3 separate regions of the Homo sapiens genome follow, and all the other regions are linked to region 2. The links are chromatin contacts, found by Hi-C or POLR2A ChIA-PET in ENCODE. All regions are on one chromosome and are shown on one strand. Each heading gives the region's core, a stretch centred on a gene start or an enhancer-like site at or near the end of the contact. The rest is flanking DNA. Distances are from core to core; before and after follow the strand shown. Region 1 has its middle 120 kb from the start of LINC00702. Region 2 has its middle 25 kb from the start of PITRM1. Region 3 overlaps LOC105376360 (a long non-coding RNA gene).

What was found. Hi-C counts contacts between places; a loop is a spot of excess contacts on that map. ChIA-PET counts read pairs that join two places held with the same protein, here RNA polymerase II (POLR2A). Pooled maps may share reads with other maps.
Region 1: a pooled map shows a loop between it and region 2 (4-fold over the local background). The contact joins two enhancer-like sites. A Hi-C loop is called at or near these places in 1 of 37 single-sample maps with no recorded cell type and 10 of 50 pooled maps. POLR2A ChIA-PET finds 5 or more read pairs at or near these places in 1 of 52 experiments (endothelial cell of umbilical vein).
Region 3: a loop to region 2 is called in a pooled map, with 5 times the contacts of the local background. The contact joins two enhancer-like sites. A Hi-C loop is called at or near these places in 9 of 50 pooled maps. POLR2A ChIA-PET finds 5 or more read pairs at or near these places in 5 of 52 experiments (MCF 10A, PC-3, activated CD4-positive, alpha-beta T cell and 1 more).

What each region holds. Positions count from the first base shown.
Region 1 is chr10:4,126,583-4,130,220 of GRCh38, reverse strand. No RefSeq gene overlaps it. Among named protein-coding and RNA genes, the nearest start is that of LINC00702, 120 kb to the left of the region's middle. RefSeq lists a silencer at 1,858-2,058 and an enhancer at 1,797-2,436. Within about 2 kb of position 2,045, at least 7 of the 41 ENCODE cell types and tissues checked have a DNase peak (open chromatin) inside an H3K27ac peak, as active enhancers do.
Region 2 is chr10:3,195,780-3,199,541 of GRCh38, reverse strand. No RefSeq gene overlaps it. Among named protein-coding and RNA genes, the nearest start is that of PITRM1, 25 kb to the right of the region's middle. Within about 2 kb of position 2,005, at least 7 of the 41 ENCODE cell types and tissues checked have a DNase peak (open chromatin) inside an H3K27ac peak, as active enhancers do; they include PC-3, where a contact is called at or near this core.
Region 3 is chr10:3,739,229-3,742,841 of GRCh38, reverse strand. The region is part of intron 1 of LOC105376360 (a long non-coding RNA gene); the gene reads right to left. Among named protein-coding and RNA genes, the nearest start is that of KLF6, 44 kb to the left of the region's middle. RefSeq lists enhancers at 360-499, 2,073-3,272. Within about 2 kb of position 2,286, at least 6 of the 41 ENCODE cell types and tissues checked have a DNase peak (open chromatin) inside an H3K27ac peak, as active enhancers do; they include PC-3, where a contact is called at or near this core.

The sequences.
Region 1 (3,638 bases), core at 796-3,295, 930 kb before region 2:
TGGGATTCCTGCGGTCGCTTCTCAGCGTCTCTCACCATCTAGACAGCACAAGTCATAGGGGCATGGAGCCCCCGATCGCAGGTCTGCAACTGAATTTTGCCCGTAGATCATTTAGTGGGAGAGTCAAAGTGCCAAAATAAACATTGTGTTACACGCAGATTCCACAATATTTATTTTTTGACTCATAATCCATTTCTTTCCTTATCGAATGATCATTATCTCATTGTAATTAACAGTTGCCAATGCTCCCACTTGTACTTTTTTTTTTCCTTGTGAAGAAAACCATCCCATAAATAGCAAGTGCAAAGTGGTAGTGCCACAGTGGAGTTACTGTTTTTTCCCCCTTCTTGTACATGAAGAAAATTTTACATCTGTAGTTGATGCCTTTACTGGCTTCTCAATTAGTGGAAACAAATTTGTCATTGCAGACAGTAGCTCCAGTGACTTGTGGCTAATGGATTCACCCTTTGAGCAGAACTTTATGATCCAAAACAGCCTATCCCACACTTGTGTTTTTCAAGCTATTGATAGGTGCACCTTGAGTGAAGGGGATGGAGGTGGGAGAGGGAGAGATGTCAGAATCAAAAAACATTGTGAAATCTTGAGATTTTGTTTGTTTTTTTTTTAAGTTAAAAAGATTTCTCAACACTTTACACTGATGTGTTTTGTGAAATGTTCAGAGGTGGATATTGCTTTCCGTATAGATTGTTCAACAAAATTTGAGGCCATTATTTTGGACTAAACTCCTGCGATCGCAACAGACCAGACAAATCATAGTGGGGTCACCCAGGCTTACCAAACCCAAACCCAAACTGAGCAGTTCTCTGCCCTCTGAGGAACCAGGAGAGAGATAGCCTAACTTCCTGAACAGGACAGGTTTAGTCTTCAATGGGCAGGATAATGAAGTTCCCTGTGTTTAAATCCTTAATCTGAAGTCACATCATGTGAACTCATCAGTTTTTCTATTGTTTCTTCTTTCTGGCCCCAGTTGTTACAGGAAAGCGATTCTGATCCAGACCCCAAGAGAGGGTTCTTGGATTTCGCGTAAGGAAGAATTCAGGGTGAGTCTGCAGTGCAAAGTAAAAGCAAGTTTATTAAGAAAGTAAAGTGGTGAAAATACGGCTACTCCACAGACAGAGTAGGACAGACCCGAAAGTAAGAGGAGGAATGTGTCCACCCTAGGTACAATACTTGTATATGTAGGATAAAAAAGATCATGAAGAGATAAGCTCTGCTACAAGGGTTTGTGATAAAGGATTAATTTTCTCAATTACTATATTTTGCAAGAATCGATATTATTATCTTTAAAGCAAAATTAGGAATGCCTTTGTTCTCCAGATATCGGGATATCTAGACACTCCCGAGTCTGGGTCTGCTTAATAAACATCTAGAAGCTAAGGATGCCTGACTTTCTGGAAATGCAGCTCAGCAAGTCCCAGCCTCGTTTTCCTAGTCCTCACTCAAGATGGAGTCGCTGTGGTTCAAATGCCTCTGACACAGTGGCTTACAAGGAAAGTAACTTGGAAGCACCCAATACACTTTTTATTCTTTGTTTCTCTTTCTTCAGCCCTTTTTCTATCTGTAAAGCCAATCTCCTGTGTTCAGTTCATTGGAACACATATTCCATTTTAGAGAATATAGTGCTGCCTGATTCTAGGATGTCAATAAAGCCAATTGGCATCTTGGAACGGAATTTGTTGTCATTTTGTCTTTTGCAAGATGAAGGTTTCTTGAGCAAAACCATCATGGTGGAGGGGCTTCCGCACAGTGCCTGTTGATGAAATCAAGAGCATGAGGGACTCCTTCAGGAAAATCCTTCAGAGATCTAATTAGAAAGAAACCTGTCCCAAAGCTTGGCACATTAGTGATGCAGGCTACATATTTATTTCCTATAAATTCTGAATTGTAAACTTGGTAACAAATAGTAACTGGACTTCAGAGTCTGGTGACCTTTAGAGGCTGTTGACTGCAAGTATTCATGGATTAACTGTGCTGAGGCTGGAGGGTACAGTGACCCAAGGTTAACTACATGAGCCAGGGCTTTCGCAGCTTCCTCATTTTGTTGACTCTGTACCAGGAAACCAAAGCTCCTTCCTCTGAAATGAATGGTTCTTATTTGCATAATGGCCTCCTTTTGTTCACTTTGCAGAGGCAGTTGATTACATTAGAATACTTCAAACACAGCATTGATCTATCAGGCTAATAATTTTCTGATAAGGCCCATGAATTTTCCCTCTGACCTTTTTTGCTAATGACCACGGTCTGTGAATTGTGGAATGAAGCGTATGGGTTGTTTGTGTCTGCAGATTCTAGAAGACAAAACATTACAACCTATATAATAAACCACAATTTTAAAAGCTGGTTCTTTGTTTGAGTTGGAGCAGGTTAGTCTGCATTCGGTAAAATCTAGCTTGCCCACAAATTCCGAAAAGCAGGTGGCTAAGTAAAATGTATAGGTTTATTCCTCTCACGCATGAGTCAAATCCAGAAGAGAGTGGTCCCAGCACTGTGTTTGAATCTCTGCACCCTGCAATCCCAGTTCCTTTTAGTGGTCACTTTGAAATGGCCTTTGCAAAATTATGACTGAGACAGTGAAAGAGATCTAACCTAACTGACTCCATCTTGCTTTTAACCTCTAAGCTGTCCGTGTTCCTTCCTGGGTGTAGGCTGAAGTAACTTTGGGAGGAACTTGGTTTATAGTGGTTTTTTTGTTGTTTGTTGGTTGGTTGGTTGGTTTTTCCAGACAGAGTCTTGCTCTGTTGCCCAGGCTGGAGTGCAGTGGCTCCATCTTGGCTCATTGCAACCTCCACTTCCCGGGTTCAAGCGATTCTCCTGCCTCAGCCTCCTGAGTAGCCAGGACCCACCACCTGGCCCCAGTTAATTTTTGTATTTTTAGTAGAGATGGGGTTTTACCATGTTGACCAGGCTAGTCTTGAACTCCTGACCTCAAGTGATCTGCCCACCTCAGCCTCCCAAAATGCTGGGATTACAGGTGTGAGCCACCATGCCTGGCCAGTTTATAGTTTATAGTTCAAAACAAAAACTATTAACAGCCCTTTCCCAAAACAAACCACCTTCTTGCCTGGGGACTAGACTGCCTTTGTAGAACTAAGAAATTACACACGAGATTGGAAATCATGATTTAGGAGTCAGGCAGCTGGAGGCTACAAGATTCTAACCCTCTCTACGCTGCTCCTAAGATCAGCGCTTGAGATATTTTGCAGCCCCTGCACTTGATGGATCAGCTGCCACCGCCAGCTCAATAAACTGGCTCATCTGATCTTGTGGCCCCCACCTGGGAACTGACTCAGCACAAGAAGACAGCTCCGACTCCCTATGATTCCCTCTCAGACCAATCAGTACTCCAGGATCCCTGGCTTCCCCTTACCCACTAAGTTGTCCTTAAAAATTCTGATCCCTGAATTCTCAGGAAGACTGATTGGAGTGATAATAAAAATCCTGCCTCCAGCACAGCTGGCTCTGCATAAATTACTCTTTCTCTATTGCAACTCCCCTGTCTTGAGAAATTGGCTCTGTCTAGGCAGCAGGCGAGGTAAACCCACTGGTTGGTTACAACTTGATTAGGTCAGATCCACCCAGGTTAATCTCCCTTTTTAAAAATAAAATGTTACCTCTAA
Region 2 (3,762 bases), core at 756-3,255:
ATTCTCACTCTGGTCCCGGCCCAGACACACAAATGGGCCTCACCTGCCCTGACAGTGGAGGAGACCCTAAGCAGCTAGGGACCCTAACCAGCCAGGGACCCTAACCAGACTGGGGACCCTGGGGCTGCGCTGGGCAGGTGAGGCCCGTGTGTGTTTGTGCTTCAGTTTGCCCCATGACATCCGTGCACGTGACCGTCTGTTCTGTGTTTGTTCTGCCTGAATGTGTGAGAAAGCTGCCCCGATTTCTACTAAAACTAAACCCAGGCTGGGAGAGACCTCCAGGTCAGCAGGAGCTAAGGGGGTGCAGAAAAGCTGAGGCCAGTGGCTGGATCCCTTCCCCACATCTGTCTCCATCTGTGTGATCTCTCTGCTGCTTCTTCAAGGCTGAGCCACGCTTCCCCAGCCTGGTGTCTCTGTGCACGAGGGCTGTCGCCACAAAGCACCACAGACTGGGGGTTTAACTCCCAGCAAGGTATTTCTCACAGTCCTAGAGGCTGCAAGTCTGAGATGATGGTGTGGGCAGGGCCAGTTCATCCTGAGTCCTCTCCATGGCTTGCAGACGGCGTCTTCTCCCTGTGTCCTCACAGGGTCGTCCCTCTGTGTGCACCTGCATCCGAATCTCCTCCTCTTATCAGGACATCAACCCTGTGGTTTAGAGACTACCCTGATGGCCTCATTTTACATTAATTACCTCTTTAAAGACCCTATCTCCAAATACAGTCATAATCTGAGGTCCCAGGGGTTGGGGCTTCCATGTAGGATTTCCTGGGAGACACAATTCGGCCATCACATGACCACCAGTGTCCCCTTGGGCATGCATTGAATGCTTGTGTTCACCCCAAAAATTCATGTCAAAGCCCAAGCCCCTCATATGGCAGTATTTAGAGGCAGGAACTTGGGGAGACAATGAGGGTTGGATGAAGCTATGACTTGGGGCCCCACGATGGGACCAGCGCTGTAAAAAGAAGAGGAAGGGGGCAGAGCTCTCTCTCTCTCCCTCTCCTCTCTCTGTCTCTCCTCTCTCTCTCTCCCCCACCCCCATGTGAGGATACAGTGAGAAGGTGCCCTCTCTCAACCAGGAAAAGGCCCTCATCAGCAAGTGAATCTGCCGGTGCCTTGACCTTAGACTTCAGTCTCCAGAACTGTGAGGAATCCCTGTTTGCTGCTGAAGTCACTCAGTCTTCGGTATTTTGTCACGGCCCGAGCTGGCTAAGACAACCAAGCACTTCTTAAGTAACGAATGGGCCCTTCTCAGAGCCCAAATTAGCCCTAAACACGATTCACCTGAAACACTGGGCATTCCAATCCTAAATCATGAGAATCAGCTGAGCTTCAGACTGGTTTAAATGCCAAAGAATAAACAAGAGAATGCAATATTCAAAAAGACATTAAAGTTTGAATTATCTCAATCACCTGCATATATCCAATTGGCTAGATTTTCACATTTTCAAATAAATATTGACTGCATTTGCACTCAGTGGAACTATATTCCTAAGTAATATTCTGGGAGTTGTATACAAGACAATTTTATGAAGCCTCTTTAACATCACCTCGTTTTAGAGTCTGTGTCACATAATTGACACCCGCCGTGCTGGGGGCAGTGTGGTTTGCCACAGTCGCAATCACTGGCGAATGAGCTAATCCCGAAAGTTGTTTTATGAGCTTCTTTTCACCAGTGACACCGAAGCACTGATCCCTGTCCCTGATAAGCCTCGTGTAATGACTCAACCCTAAGAAATCCACAAACAGACAGCTATCCCTTAAATGAATGCATTTTTGAGAGATCCCAGTGAAAATTCTGAGCTGCCGTTGCTGGAAGACCTGATGGGGACGTCTCCTTTCGCTGCTCCATGTGGTAACGCAATGGTCAGCGGTCACTCCCTCCTGATGGAAGGAACCAGCAGCACCTGCCTGCTACCAGCTGTAGAACGAGGGAGACTGAGTGGGAGACGTTCCCAGAGTCTCGGCAGCGCCCGGCCCGGTTCAGCCAGGCCTCTGCTGCCCTCCGGTGGCCTTCGGCTGGAAGCAGCGGACAGAGAGTCCCGCTGCAGGAGGCTGGGACGCAGAGCATTCCTGGAATTAATTCCTGGACTGCTGGGAAAGCGGCCGGGGTGTCTGGGGTGTGCAGGACTAAAGCAAACCACTCAGCCCTCGGCCTGTAACTCCTTGCTTCCCCCAGTGCATTTTTCTCCTTGGTAAAATCCAGATGAAATGAACCAAAAGAAAAAGCAGCCTCCAAGATGAGAGGTCCCGGAAGGAAGCCTTGGAAGGAAGCGAGGGGACGCCCCTGGCCTCGGCCTCATTGCCTGTTCCTTCTCCTCGGCAGCTCTGCATGGCCCCCCAGCAGGACAGCTCATCCAAGGACACCCCTGCCTGGGGCCTGAGGACCCACCTGCAGGGCCAGACCCCCCTCCCCACCCCGGGGTGAACACAGCCCCCACAGGCCCCAGTGGGCGGGAATGTTCCCCGTGGTGGCCATTCACATAACAGGACAAAAGAGCCCCCACGTTTGCTGGGATGACTCTTGGGAGACCGCCAGCAAGTTGCAGACCACGGCAGAGGCCGAGCTGAGATGGGAATTCCATGCCCAGGTCTCCCTGGACTGAGGGAACGTGATAGAAAGCTGAAATAGAAACAGAAACAATAGTGACGCCTCTTTAGAAAGGCTACAACTGAAAACTGGTTCCCAGTCTAGCCTGATGGACACACGATCTGAAGAGATCCAAGACCCGTTTCTGAGAGGAGAGAGAAGACCGTGGCCGGCAGACAGGGGTGATGCTCTCAGCTGCCCTTTTCCAGCCAAGGCCAGAAATGTGGTGTTGCTTTGGCTGGCTTTACACCCAGGACCCCAAGCGAGCTTCCTCCCCAAAGTGGGCTGTCCTCTGGACTCTGGGTTGGGGACATCTCTGAGCCAGCTGGGAGGTCAGAGACAGGTTTACAACCAGGAACCCCCTCCCAGGCCCGGCATGAAGCGTGGGCTGCGTACCTTAAAAATGTGGCTTTAGAAAGTGAAATGTTGGCCGGGCGCAGTGGTTCACACCAGTAATCCCAGCACTTTGGGAGACCGAGATGGGCGGATCACCTGAGGTCAGGAGTTCAAGACCACCCTGGCCAACATGGTGAAACCCCATCTCTGCTAAAAATACAAAACTTGGCCGAATGTGGTGGCGGGCGCCTGTAGTCCCAGCTACTTGGGAGGCTGAGGCATGAGAATTGCTTGAACCCTGGGAGGCAGAGGCTGCAGTGAGCTGAGATCGTGCCACTGCACTCCAGCCTGGGTGACAGAGTGAGACTCCATCTCAAAAAAAAAAAAAAGAAAAAGAAAAAGAAAAGAAAAAAGAAAACAAGAAAGTGAAGCAGCGTCAACACCAGCCAGGCTCAGTACCCTGGAATTACATATTCAGTTTGTGGCCTGATGTGGGGTAAGTTGGTTTCAAAGAAACAATAAACCTGTAATTTTAACAAATTGATGTTTGGCAAACTAGACATTCTAGAAGGCAGTCGTTCAGAGGGCAGCTGCTGGTGGCTGGACAGCTTCTGAACGGGCAGCCAGTGTCCATGGCCAGGTGGGCAGTATTTGCTTCTCAGTTCCAACTGGAATCATGACTCCAAAGCGACAGCTGCCACGAGCAACAGAGAATGGAGAGAGACACACCCAAGCGTGGCCACACAGCAATTCACAGTCAGGAAGGAGAAGCCGGAGAGGGACTCAGCCGATGACCCCAGGAGCCACAGAACTCCCACTCACTGCAGGCGAATCTA
Region 3 (3,613 bases), core at 1,037-3,536, 540 kb before region 2:
ATGACAAAAAATGTATATATGAAACTTGAAGGCAAAAAAATAGCAGGAGTTAGAGCAAAATAAACTTGGAAAAACAGAAATTATAAAATAAATGAAACAAGAATATTGTTTAAAGCTAAATAATATGAGCCTTTAAACCAAAAGGCCCACAAAATACCAAACAATTCAAATTAAAAAAGAATTGTATTTAAACACTTGCTTGTGAATGTTATGTAATCAAGGTTAAATGGAGTAACAAAAGTGTTACTATACACACACGCACACATACATGGACTACACACACACACATACATGAACACACACATGTATATGTATATGTATATATAGAGATTAACGGAAGTGGCTGCTGAGATTATGAGGACCTAGAAGTCTCACAATCTGCTGTCTGCAAGCTGCAGAGCCAGGAATGCTGGTGGTGTGGCTCAGTCCCAAGTCCCAAGTTCAAATCTGAAGACCTAAGAACCAGAAGCTCCCAACGTGAGGGCAGGAGAAGATGGATGTCCTGGCTACAACACAGAAAGAAAATTCACCCTTCCGCTACATTTTTTGTACTGTTTGGGCTCTGAAAGTGAAACTGCCTTTGCAAAATTATGACTGAGACAGTGAAAAAGATCCAACTTAACCAATTTCATCTTGCCTCTAACCTCCAAGCTGTCCTTGTTCATTCTTGTCATAGGCTGAACTAACTTTGGGAGAAACTTAGTTCATAGTTTACAGTTTAAAACAAAGACAATAACAGCCCTTTCCCAAAACAAACCTCCTTCTTGCCTGGGAACTAGGCTACTAACATTAGCCACAAGATTAGTAATTACGGTTTAGGAGTCATGCAGCTGGAGGCTACGAGATTCTGAACCTCTTTAAACTGCTTCTAAAATCCGTGCTTGAGATGTTTTGTAGACCCTGCACTTGATGAAGCAGCTGGCACCACACAGATGGATAAACTGGCCCATCTGATCTTGTGACCCCCACCCAGGAGCTAACTCAGCCCAAGAAGACAGTGATGCTCCATGATTTCATCTCCAACCCAACCAATCAGCACTCCCCAACTCACTGCCCCTCCCCACCCACCAAATTATCTTCAAAAACTCTGATCTCCAAATGTTCGGGGAGACTGATTTGAGTAATAATAAAACTCCAGCTTCCACACAGCTGGCTCTGTGTGAACTACTCTTTCTCCATTGCATTTCCCCTGTCTTGATAAATCGGTTCTGTCTAAGCAGCGAACAAGGTGAACCCGCTGGGAGGTTACAAAAGAACTGGATTATGCCCACATTGGCGAGGGTGGGTCTTCTTTACCTCCATTCACCAATTCAAAAATCAATCCCATCAAGTCAAATGAAATGCAAATCTCTTCCAAAAACACACCTGGGAATGGACTTTTACCAGCTATCTGGGCATCCCTTTGCCCAGTCAAGTTGACATAAAATTAACTATCAAAAAAGTCTTTCTGAAAAGTGGATTAGCCGGGCACAGTGGCTCACACCTGTAATCCCAGCACTTTGGGAGGCCGACGTGGGCAGATCGCAAGGTCAGGAGATCGAGACCAACCTGACTGACACGGGGAAACCCTGTTTCTACTAAAAATACAAAAAATTAGCTAGGTGTGTTGTTGGGTGCCTATAGTCCCAGCTACTCGGGAGGCTGAGGCAGGAGAATGACCTGAACCGGGGAGGTGGAGCTTGCAGTGAGCCGAGGTCGTGCCACTGCAGTCCAGCCTGGGGCACCTGGGGCAACAGAGTGAGACTCCATCTCAAAAAAAAAAAAAAAAGAAAGAAAAGTGGATTAAAGATCTTAATTTTACCAATCAAGTAAAAATATACATTGCAATATAAAATATTATTTTGTGAATCTTTTTCTGAAGATTTAAAAATTATCCAATAAATATGTTTAATCTAGATTTTATTATAACAAAAACCACTATGTCTGCTGATTGGTCAAATTCAAGACCTGTACAATAAGGATCACTAAAATATGAGCTGGCGGAGGACAGGGTTTTGGCTGCATTCTTACAGCTGTATCTGTGGCACCACGGACAGGTTTGATTTCAGTGGGTGACTTGGCACTTAGTAAACACATTCGCTGACTGAGTTGAATACTTAATTATGTGTCAGCCTCTGGATTTAACACACACTCTCTTGCCCAAATTTCACAACTGCCCTATGTAATAGACATTACTCTGCATTCCTAATACTGAGAAAACAGAGGTATTAAGGGCTTGAGTAACTTGCTGCAATTCTCCAGTTAGTGAGTGATAAAGTCAGAATGCGAATCTTTACCTAAATGCCTCCCTTGATGACCAACCTGTGAAACAGCTACTGATATCTCATGTGTACTGAAGATGAGGTTTCCTGGCTCAGCTGATAAGTCAAGTGTTTTTGGTAGGGACCTACACAATGGGATGATTCAGCTTTTATGGACTCTGCTCCTTTAGTCTATTCTGAAGGGTTATATAATGGATTTTTCTCTTTTACTAATGTGTATCATTTTATTAGTGTTTGAAGTCTTGTAAAAAGTAATATCTGAAGGATGTAAGACAGCAAGTGAGAAAGAAACAGCTCAGAAGAGACTGAGTAATGCTGAGTAATGTTACCTGAACTTCCTGCTCTGCTGGGGTTCCTCTCATACCATATGAGTGGGTAAAGGGTGAAACGAAAATCTTATCTCAACATCCTTCCCCTGTGGATGACAAACTTTGATATTTATTTTATCATCGATATCAGTGAGTCCATATTTATAAAGCGAGGAGCTCTTACAGGAAAGCATTTGTCAAATACCTAATTACAAAATATATTGACCTTCATATTCTAAGTCAAGTGATATATTTTGTATCATTTTCTGCAGAATTATGATAAAGCACAGTGTGTATAAAGTCAAGTTACCCATTATTCTAGCACTGTTTAGTGTTTATATGACACATGCCAAACATGAGAATAACCCCCGTTTGAAAATGTATTTTTTTGGTTACTTACAGCTACCTTATTTTTTTCTTCTTCTTTTTTTTTTTTTTTCTTTGAGATGGAGTCTTGCTCTGTCACCCAGGTTGGAGTGCAGTGGCACGATCTAGGCTCACTGCAAGCTCTGCCTCCCGGGTTCACTCCATTCTCCTGCCTCAGCCTCCCGAGGAGCTGGGACTACAGGCATCCGCCGCCACGCCCGGCTAATTTTTTGTATTTTTAGTAGAGGCAGGGTTTCACCGTGTTAGCCAGGATGGTCTCCATCTCCTGACCTCGTGATCTGCCCACCTCGGCCTCCCAAAGTGCTGGGATTACAGGCATGAGCCACCGTGCCCGGTCTATTTTTTTCTTCTTATAATACATGTGCATTGTAGTACATTTGAGAAACACAGAAAGGAACAAAATTTTAAAAAAATAAAAATTATTTGAAAACTTGCCATGCCCATATTGTGTCTATGAATGTTTTGCTCTATTTCTTCCTATGCCTATATGTCTATTTTAATAGGATACAATTTAGGTGATGACTTTTTTTCCTCTTAGCATTAAATCACTGGTAGTGTCTGATTTTGCTTTATCATTTCCAGATAGTAGTAGCAAAATCCATAGGGGCTGGATTCAAATAGTTACTCTGTTTAGACATTTTGTCACATAAGAGTCTT